2 separate regions of the Mus musculus genome follow, and region 1 is linked to region 2. A link is a contact called in ENCODE Hi-C or POLR2A ChIA-PET data. All regions are on one chromosome and are shown on one strand. Each heading gives the region's core, a stretch centred on a gene start or an enhancer-like site at or near the end of the contact. The rest is flanking DNA. Distances are from core to core; before and after follow the strand shown.

The links. Hi-C counts contacts between places; a loop is a spot of excess contacts on that map. ChIA-PET counts read pairs that join two places held with the same protein, here RNA polymerase II (POLR2A).
Region 1: POLR2A ChIA-PET joins it to region 2 with 34 read pairs in Patski. The contact joins the promoter of Mavs here to the promoter of 1700037H04Rik in region 2. A Hi-C loop is called at or near these places in 1 of 37 maps with a recorded cell type or tissue (T-helper 17 cell). POLR2A ChIA-PET finds 5 or more read pairs at or near these places in 4 of 5 experiments (Patski and embryonic stem cell).

What each region holds. Positions count from the first base shown.
Region 1 is chr2:131,231,376-131,235,710 of GRCm38, forward strand. It overlaps Mavs (mitochondrial antiviral signaling protein), which reads left to right and starts at 2,688. Exons shown (of 7, transcript NM_001206385.1): 1 at 2,688-2,752.
Region 2 is chr2:131,158,665-131,162,882 of GRCm38, forward strand. It overlaps 1700037H04Rik (RIKEN cDNA 1700037H04 gene), which reads right to left and starts at 1,417. Exons shown (of 6, transcript NM_026091.3): 1 at 1,289-1,417. Gm14232 (a long non-coding RNA gene) reads left to right here. Exons shown (of 3, transcript XR_003954063.1): 2 at 841-1,062.

The DNA.
Region 1 (4,335 bases), core at 1,438-3,937, 74 kb after region 2:
TTGGGTTTTTTTTTCCCCCTCCTTAATCCCCCTGGTTTCACCCCTAACATTAGGAGAAAAACAAGGACACAGGGGAGAGAGGACTTAGGAAAATCCCTGAATCTAATTTCTTTCCTTTTGTTTTTTCTTTGACCATGGCTACTAACAAACTACAACCAACCTCCCTAAAGGACTAACAAGGACCGACCCTGCCTCTTATTGATAGACCCTCTGGAAAGTTCCCAGAACTCCTAACGTCACACAATCCTAGAAATCATCTGCAGCTGGCAAACCCACACTTCTGCTAAAGCACAAGGCAAATCATGGTCAGCTTCTGCAGAGAGTCCAAAGCAGCCCCACATCCCTGCTCCTGGGAGTAAACCAAAAGCACACTCCTATAATATTTCTGTGTTTAAAAAACAAACAGACAAAATTCCAGAATTCTCACTACATTTCTAAGATGGAAATCTCAATGGCCAGTATCCAGATGGATTTTACATTTGAAGTATGGCCAATGTGGCTCACAATGCCGGAGGCATGACACTGTCCCTTGTGTAGATTTTTATCTTTTTATTTTTTAAAGATTTATTTACTTATTTTATGTATGTGAGTACACTGTAGCTATACAGATGATTGTGAGCCTTCATGTGGTTGTTGGGAATTAAATTTTTAGGTCCTCTGCTTGCTCCAGTCAACCCCTCCCTCAGTCTCTGCTTGCTCCGGCCCAAAGATTTCTTTATTATTATATGTAAGTACACTGTAGCTGACTTCAGATTCACCAGAAGAGGGTGTCAGATCTCATTACGGGTGTTTGTGAGCCACCATGTGGTTGCTGGGATTTGAACTCAGGATTTTCGGAAGAGCAGTCAGCGCTCTTACCCTCTGAGCCATCTCACCAGTCCTCCTTGTCTAGATTTTTAAAAGAGGTGTTGATAGACGATTGGGAACCATGCAGGCCAGGAAGCTGGATTGTTACAATGACCTTCGTGGTTCAGCAAGGACAAGGCTATCTATAACTGCATTTAGACGCTGGTCCTCACAGGCCTGGTGCTCTTTTTGCAAGAATTAAATAAGAGGCCCTTGTTGCTTTCAACAAGACTAAGTCACTAAACCTCACTTCAGAGTTGTTTTTTACATTTTCAAATTTGTTTTGTAGGGACAGGCAGTTGTGGACATCAGAAAACAGCTCTGGGGAGTTCTTCTACCATGTCTGTCCCAGGCAATGAATCTTATGTGTGATTTGCATATGCTGAAGGTTGTGAACAGCTACCAAGAACAGTGTGGTTTGAATGAAAAAGGCCCCTATTGGCTCATAGGGAGTGGCATTATTAGGAGATGAGGCTTTATTGGAGTGGGTGTGGCCTTGTTGAAGAAATTCAGAAGCTCCACCTAGGCTCAGTGACTTGCTCTTCCTTCTTGCTGCCTGAGGATGCAGAGGCAGAACTCTCCGCCCCTCTACAGCACCATGTCTGCCTGCTATGGTGCCTACTTCACCTTGCTTCCTGCCATGACCACATTGAACTAAACCTCTGTACTGTAAGCAAATGCCAATTAAATTTTCTAAGAGTTGCCATGCTCATGATGTCTCTTCATAGCAACGGGAACCCTAACTAAAACAAACAGTAATAAAATCTAATTTCATTCAAAGAGTTCCAGCATGGTGGCAGCTCTAACCTCAGTGCTCCCTTAGGCTTGTCTTTAAAACTGTATTAGATAGGAGATTATAGCATTAAGTATGTCATTGATGCATTTTTCAGCTTTTTTCCTGTTTTATATTTATGATGGGAGGGGTGATAAATGCCAATGCTTTTTGGAGTTAGTTCTCTTTCCATTATGCAGATTACAGTGGTCAGACTCAGATCTCTGGCTTGGCAAAAAGTGCCCTTACCTGCTGAGCCATCTCACCAGCCCCAGTTGATATATTTTTACATGTGCTCCAGCTGCGTACTCTCCACCTACATCGAGTTATAAGACATTTCTACCATCTAGCCGTGCTGAGGTAACTGATTTCTTTTTAACTATGTTCGTTTTTTACTTCTGGTTGAAAGAATTGACTGGAAGCGAAAAGCTTTCGTTCCTTTGTCTCTGTAAGCCAGTGGAGGTCAGAGGAGTCGGGTTACCCTGGTGTTGGAGCTATAAGCGGTTGTAGCTTGGTGCATATCCCCAGATAGATGCAGTCTTTTGCTGCATCCTGTTCCTACCAGCCCAGCTGGTGTCATCTGGCTAGGCACTCATGTCCCTATGACATTTTGTGCGACACTACGTTTATGGAGCACTGGAGACATAGGAGCAGATCACATGAAGACCCTCTCTCCTCCAGTACTTGGCTAGAAGATCTGCTTTGCCTGAGGAATGGAACGGAATCTAAGAACTGCAGTTTTCTGGGTATCTGGACTTCCCCTGAAAAGTGTTCTAGACTAAGCAGGAAGAAACAATCTCCCTAATGCACCTGCAGGAAATCAGAAGAGACCTCAAGCAAGGCCTGCGGGGCACCAGCCGCTAGACCAGCCGCTCCGGAACATCAGGACTCATCCACTGGCCCTGCGACCGGCCTAGCTCAGCTCCGCCCAGGCATCCCCAGCCCAGCCAACAGCCGTACTTCCAACTCTATCACAGTCTGGCTCTGCCAGGCCAATGACTGCGCTTCCGATCCCGCCCCTCCTCCCCACGCCTGACCAATAGCTGCGTGGCTGGCTTCGTCCCGCCCCCTTCATCTGCGAGGGCTCTGCACAGTCGAACGCGGTCAACCTGTTGCCTAGTCTGGTTTCTCTTGGTAAGTTTGCAGCCTGGGCGTCGGTGCTCAGGACTCTGTGTTCACTGAGATCCTTCAGGGAGGGAACCTTGGCTAGGGCCAGTTACGCCTGGGAGTCCGCATGGGCGCCCTGGGCCTGGGCGCGTGGGGTCGGAGAGGCTCCTGAACTAGGGGAGAATGAGGTCGGCCACACACGGATTCGCGACCCCGGCAGTTCCTTGATCCGCATCCAGCACCTTTAGCAAGCAGGTAGGTGGTGCCGAGAGTTTGCCCAGGCTGGACAGAAAGAACCTCGGAGTGCCCCCTGCTTCTCCCAGGCCCTGGTGACTCGAGCGAGGCCTGGCTACGAGCAACGACCTGTGGCAGCCGCGCCAGGGAGTAGGCCTGCCAGTCCGGGCTACGGCCTGATCCTGGATCTGGGCAGTTGCAGGCAATAACATCTGTTCAAAACAGCCTCCCTGCACTTGGAGACCTGAGTCCCGACAGGAATCTAGTCCGAGGCCAGGAGACTTGTCCCTCGGGAGTGTGGATATTTATTTCCACGACCCGGACAGAAGCTCTGTGGAAGTCAGGTCGGAAGCTTTGCTGTGTCCAGGACACTCTTGCCACCTCCCTTTCTGTTATAAGAAAGGGTCTGATATAAGAAAGAAGTTTGAGGAAAAGGATGAAATCAAAAGAAAGCAGAAAACAATGTTCTTTGGATACCGGGAAGCTTCAAAAACTTGAAGGGCATTCAGCCTCGATCTCAGAACTCAGGTGAATGTCAGTAAGGGCAGCATTGATGCCAGTTGTGTCTGAGAGACTTTTATGTCTTCAAAGAGCCTAAATGCTGCATCTTCTCACCCTATAGTCACATCCCCAGGCAGTGACCTTGGTGTAAAGAGGGGCTTTGTGGTTTTCCTGCTGCAGGGACCTCTATGCTGTTAGGTCATGGCAACAAGTCTGGGTACAAATTCCACACTGCAGGTCAGCCGTGTAGCTTGGTATCACTTCCTCTCTTGTGATTGTGTTAAAGGACATAAGTAAAAGGACCTCAGGCTGCCTCTGTTAACAGAGAACCTTCGAGAAATGAATAACTGTGAGCTTCCTCTGCTTTTGGTGGGGCTCCATGCCACTCCCCGCCCCCAGGCTGCATTCAGAGTTGTGGTTGGACTGCAGAAAACCAATAATTTGACTCCCTCATCGTCACATCTTTCTAGGTGACCTGGGAAAGGGGGAGGAAGGGTTTCATCAGGCTGGCCTCTACAGAGGCCTCATTTTTCATCCCCTGAAGGCTCAACAGACCTCAATCTTATCTCCTTGATCTCCCAGCCTTCCATCCTTAGCTCTTTGTAGGAATGTAGCATTTGGTAGTTAGCAGTGGCAGAGGTCACTAGGCAGAACTGGCACCCCGCCTCCCACGTGGCAGGGGCCTGCACCTGCAACAGCCGTGGGTACTCCCTGCACTGTCTCTCAGAGGCCTCAGACTCCATGATGGGCACTTGGTTCCCTCTTCTATCCCTTCCTTCTTCTCTCCTGAACAATACTCTTGGAAACCAACAGCTTGTTAAACTTGTCAAAACGGAGCTCTGAAGGGCCATCTTTCCATGGCTTCTTACTGCCTT
Region 2 (4,218 bases), core at 167-2,666:
TGCGTTGTGCTGTGTGGCTGGGAGCACAGCCCCAAACCTTTTACCGTCTCCTCTCTGAATCATTCTTCAACCACCATTCCCAACCCCATAAAAGCCCTTTCTATGTCAGAGCAGTAAACAACCTTCAATTCTTCCTACCACCTCCCCTACACCCATCCAGGGACCCAGTCACAGCTCAATCATCAGCCCAGCAGAAGCACTTATCCAACCTCCCCTTAAAGCTCAAAGAACACCCACTGAAGTCTCAGACAGGGAGTGCTACATGGAGGTCGCATGTGGAAGCAATCTTTCATCTCCTCAGCCTTGACCTATCTTTGGAGCCCCCTTCCCCAAAGCCAGGGATGCAAGGACGGTAATAGGTGTTTACTCTCACAAACAGTGGAGGGAAGGGTTGACCTGTGAAAAGGGTGTTAGTCCCTCCTGTCTACCAACCTGTGTGGTTCTCCTCTGCCTAGCATTCACTTCCCACATCCCCCTCTGACATCAAAGGAGGCTGCTTGGATTCATCTGGCCTCTAGATTGACTCTTTCACCCAAGAAGCAGAGACACGGGTGAAAGCTGCTCCTACCCCCCACCCACCCACCCACCACCCACCCAGCCCACCCCACCCCACCCCAGTGCAAAGCAATGCCCTACCTTCACATCCCACCACCAAGATTAAAGAGGAAAGACTCAAGCTGTCCAACCGAGCCCTGTTCACTAACAGGAGCACTGGTCCAGAACCTAAATCCAACCATTTCTGTGAGACACTGGAGAGGCTCTGGCTCTGGCCCTCTGGCCTTTCCTACCGCCATCCCTGTGGGTGTGGCACGCCCCACCTCAGTGTTATTGTTTTCTCAGGGGACAAGAGCAGCAGAACGGGCCTCAGACGTACCCACACCAAGAGCAAGGCCGCGGATCTGTCCATCTGAGATAATGCCCTGCGCTCTCTGAGCTCGCCAGGCTGACGCAGGAGTCTCTGGAGCCGACACTCCCAACATCAACATCCTCCTCATGATCGTGCCCGGGCACCGGAGGCTCAGAGGCTACTCTTCCAAGGTCACATAGAGCCACGAGGACCAGGTAGGAACGGGACGTCAGCCACATTTACGCCCCCACCCTCAGGTGTCACTTGTACCCTGCCCGCTAACCGTCATTTGTACCCAGGACCCCACATCCCCCACCCCATCCCGCTTCTACAGAGTTCCTCAGGCTAGAAAGCAAAGCCTCCAGCTCCAGCACAGCTGAGGATCTCAGACCCAGGAGCCGTCTCTGGTGAACTAGACGGAGCCCGGAGGGCCCATCTCACCTTGCAGGCGAGCCCCGCGGCCAGGCGGTCAGAAACGACCGCGGAGGCGGCGGTAGCAGCAGCAGAACGGGCTGGAGAGCGCGAGGAAGAGCCCCGCGCCGCATCAGCCTCGCGCCACGCCCTCTCCTCCTTCATTGGCTTGAGGGGCGTTGAGGGGCGGGGCTAGGGCACTTCAGACCAATGAGCTGTCTCTGAGATCCACCAATTAACGACGAGATTCCACATCACGTGTGCGCGGAGGCTGAGCCCCACGAGTCGACGTCACCCCAGCGGCACGAGCTTGGGTGATGAAGCGGGATGGGAGCTATGTTGGAACCGCTGCTGGAAACCGACCAGAGCGACCTTCCCCATGAGGTTTCCGATCCGCGGCAGTTTTGTCTAGGAGTTAAGCAGTCACCTTTCCTACTGGACTGAGTCTGGATTTCGGTCTTCCTTTCCCACCCATTCCCTATTCCAAATAAGCATTAGAACAAAGAAGGCACGCGGCGTAGGAAGGGGGGAAGGGAGCGTACGCGGGCGCCCCCGGGGACAGGAGCTTCTGCTCCTGGTCTCCAAGGAGGCGGTCGCCATGGCAGCGGGATGCGTCTCGACCCACCCGACAGGGTGTGGGCGTCTTCGTAGAGCACTTACTAAGGCTTGTGGATTTTTGCCACAGGCCCACCTGTCCGTGTGCGACTATCTCTATCCTTATATACACTGATTAGGACAAGAGGTTTAAAGTGCCGAAAGAGCAGTCAGAACACACAGGTTCCCGATCCTTCCAACTTAACTAGCGGAGACAGGCCTTGGACCGCTGAGAGCTTGCTTGTTTTTCCGATAGAATGTGGTCGCTGCCTGTAAGAGTCCTCAAGGTCCGACTCTTCCGTGTCCTTATGGCTGTTAACCTGACTCGGATCTTGTGTTCGCACGCTGGTAACAAATAGTCTTTCTGTGCTATTGTTTTCATAGCGTTACTTCAGAGGGCCCAGTGCTTCCCTGCTGTCTTCAGCAGGGCTTCTCAAACTTTTTATCGTTGTTTTGGATGGTACGTGCGCTCCCTACTGTTGAGAAAATTCTGTCCTCCAGAGCGGACATTGAGAACTTTTCATTCTAATCCCAGCCTACTCAACCCCTACTCCCACCTTTCCAGAAGCCCCGTGGTGTGTTCCATATCTGTTCTTTTCCAAGTCAGCAGACAGTGCCTCCAAAGTATCCTGAAGGCCACCACGCCAGGCAAAAGCAGCCTGCAGATGTATAGCCCCCGGAGACTTTTATAAATACTTTTCTTCCCATCTTCTTGCCCCTCATCCTACTTCTTCACAAAGGATTCTCATTTCCAGTCTTCTTTTGAAATATCAGATCTAACAACACATTCTCACATTTACATTCAAAACAAGAACCAAGGGCTTTGGGGGTAGCGGTCCCTGCCTTTCTGGAACGTCAGTTTACCATAGTCCCCTCTGATTCCTATTTCTCGCGTTTATTTTACTGCCTAGGTGTGTGTTGATTTTCAGTTTCAGGATTCCTGTTTCCCTTTTGCTGCTTTTCACTTGAAACCCATCTCTTGGTGAGCTCTATCGAAAGCAGAATAATCGCTAACAGTTTACTGTCTGAGGCAATTTTCTAATTGTCAACTCCTTTTAACATACTTTCTGAATATGTACGATAGGTAAGTTAATGTGCTAACAGACTCCCAAAGCAAGACACCCCTAGCTTACTGTGAGACCACCACACAAAAAGAACTGTGGTTTCTTGATCTTGCCAATACTCCTCATGTTCCTAGACTAAGCATCTTGGGTACCTGGGAAAACCTGTGATATGGAGCTGCCTGTACTAAAGCATGCTACATGTCTCCAGGAAAGGCCACAAATGGTTTTGGAAAGTTGCCTGGGGAAAATAAGGCTTTGAGTGCCGACAGAACACCAAGATAGAAGTTCTATGGCTGTTTCTCATTGTTCTCAGTGGGCCCGTGCACTGAGACGGTATGGCAACATCAGAAGTGCCCAGACCTATAAGGAGCTTCCTGGGCCCAAGGCCTTATTATCCAAAGCTAGGACAGCAGTCTCTATAGAGTTGAGGGCTGTAGATGAGAAGAGATGAGCAACTGCAGGTTAGGCAAACTCCACTTCCAGCTCTGAGTAGTCTGAACTTTATGAAATAAAAAAAAAACTATAATAAATCTCCTTGGAAAACTAATAATATGTAATAAAGTTGATAGATGCTTGGGGGCTAGAGAAATGCTTAGTAGATAAGAGAATTTGCTGCTCTAAGAGCAGGATTTGAGCTGGTCAGTGGTGGCACATGCCTTTAATCCCAGCACTTGAGAGGCAGAGGCAGGTGGATTTCCGAGTTCAAGGCCTACCTGGTTTACAGAGTGAGTTCCAGGACAGCCAGGGCTACACAGAGAAACCCTGTCTTGAAACAAAACAAAAGACCAGGATTTGAGCCTGGTGGTGGTGGCACACACTTTTAATCTCAGAACTCGGGAGGCAGAGACAGGTGAACCTCTGAGTTTGAGGCCAGCCTGGTCTACAAGAACAGCCAGAGCTATTACACAGAGAAACCCTGTTTCAGAAACAAACAAACCAATAAACCAGGATTTGGTTCCCAACACCCACTTACAACTGCCTGTAATTCCAATTCCAAGAGATCTGATTCCCTCTTCTGGTATCCTTGGACTCTGCACACATGTGGTTACACATACAGACAAGCCCATGCACATGCACGCACACACACAAACACACACAAATAAAAATTTGTTTGAGCAGGGCAGTGGTGGCACATGCCTTTAATCCCAGCACTTAGGAGGCAGAGGCAGGCGGATTTCTGAGTTCGAGGCCAGACTGGTCTACAAATTGAGTTCCAGGGCAGCCAGGGCTATATAGAAAAACCCTGTCTCAAAAAAACAAAAACAAAAACAAAAACAAGTTTGATAGATGCTAAAAATATTA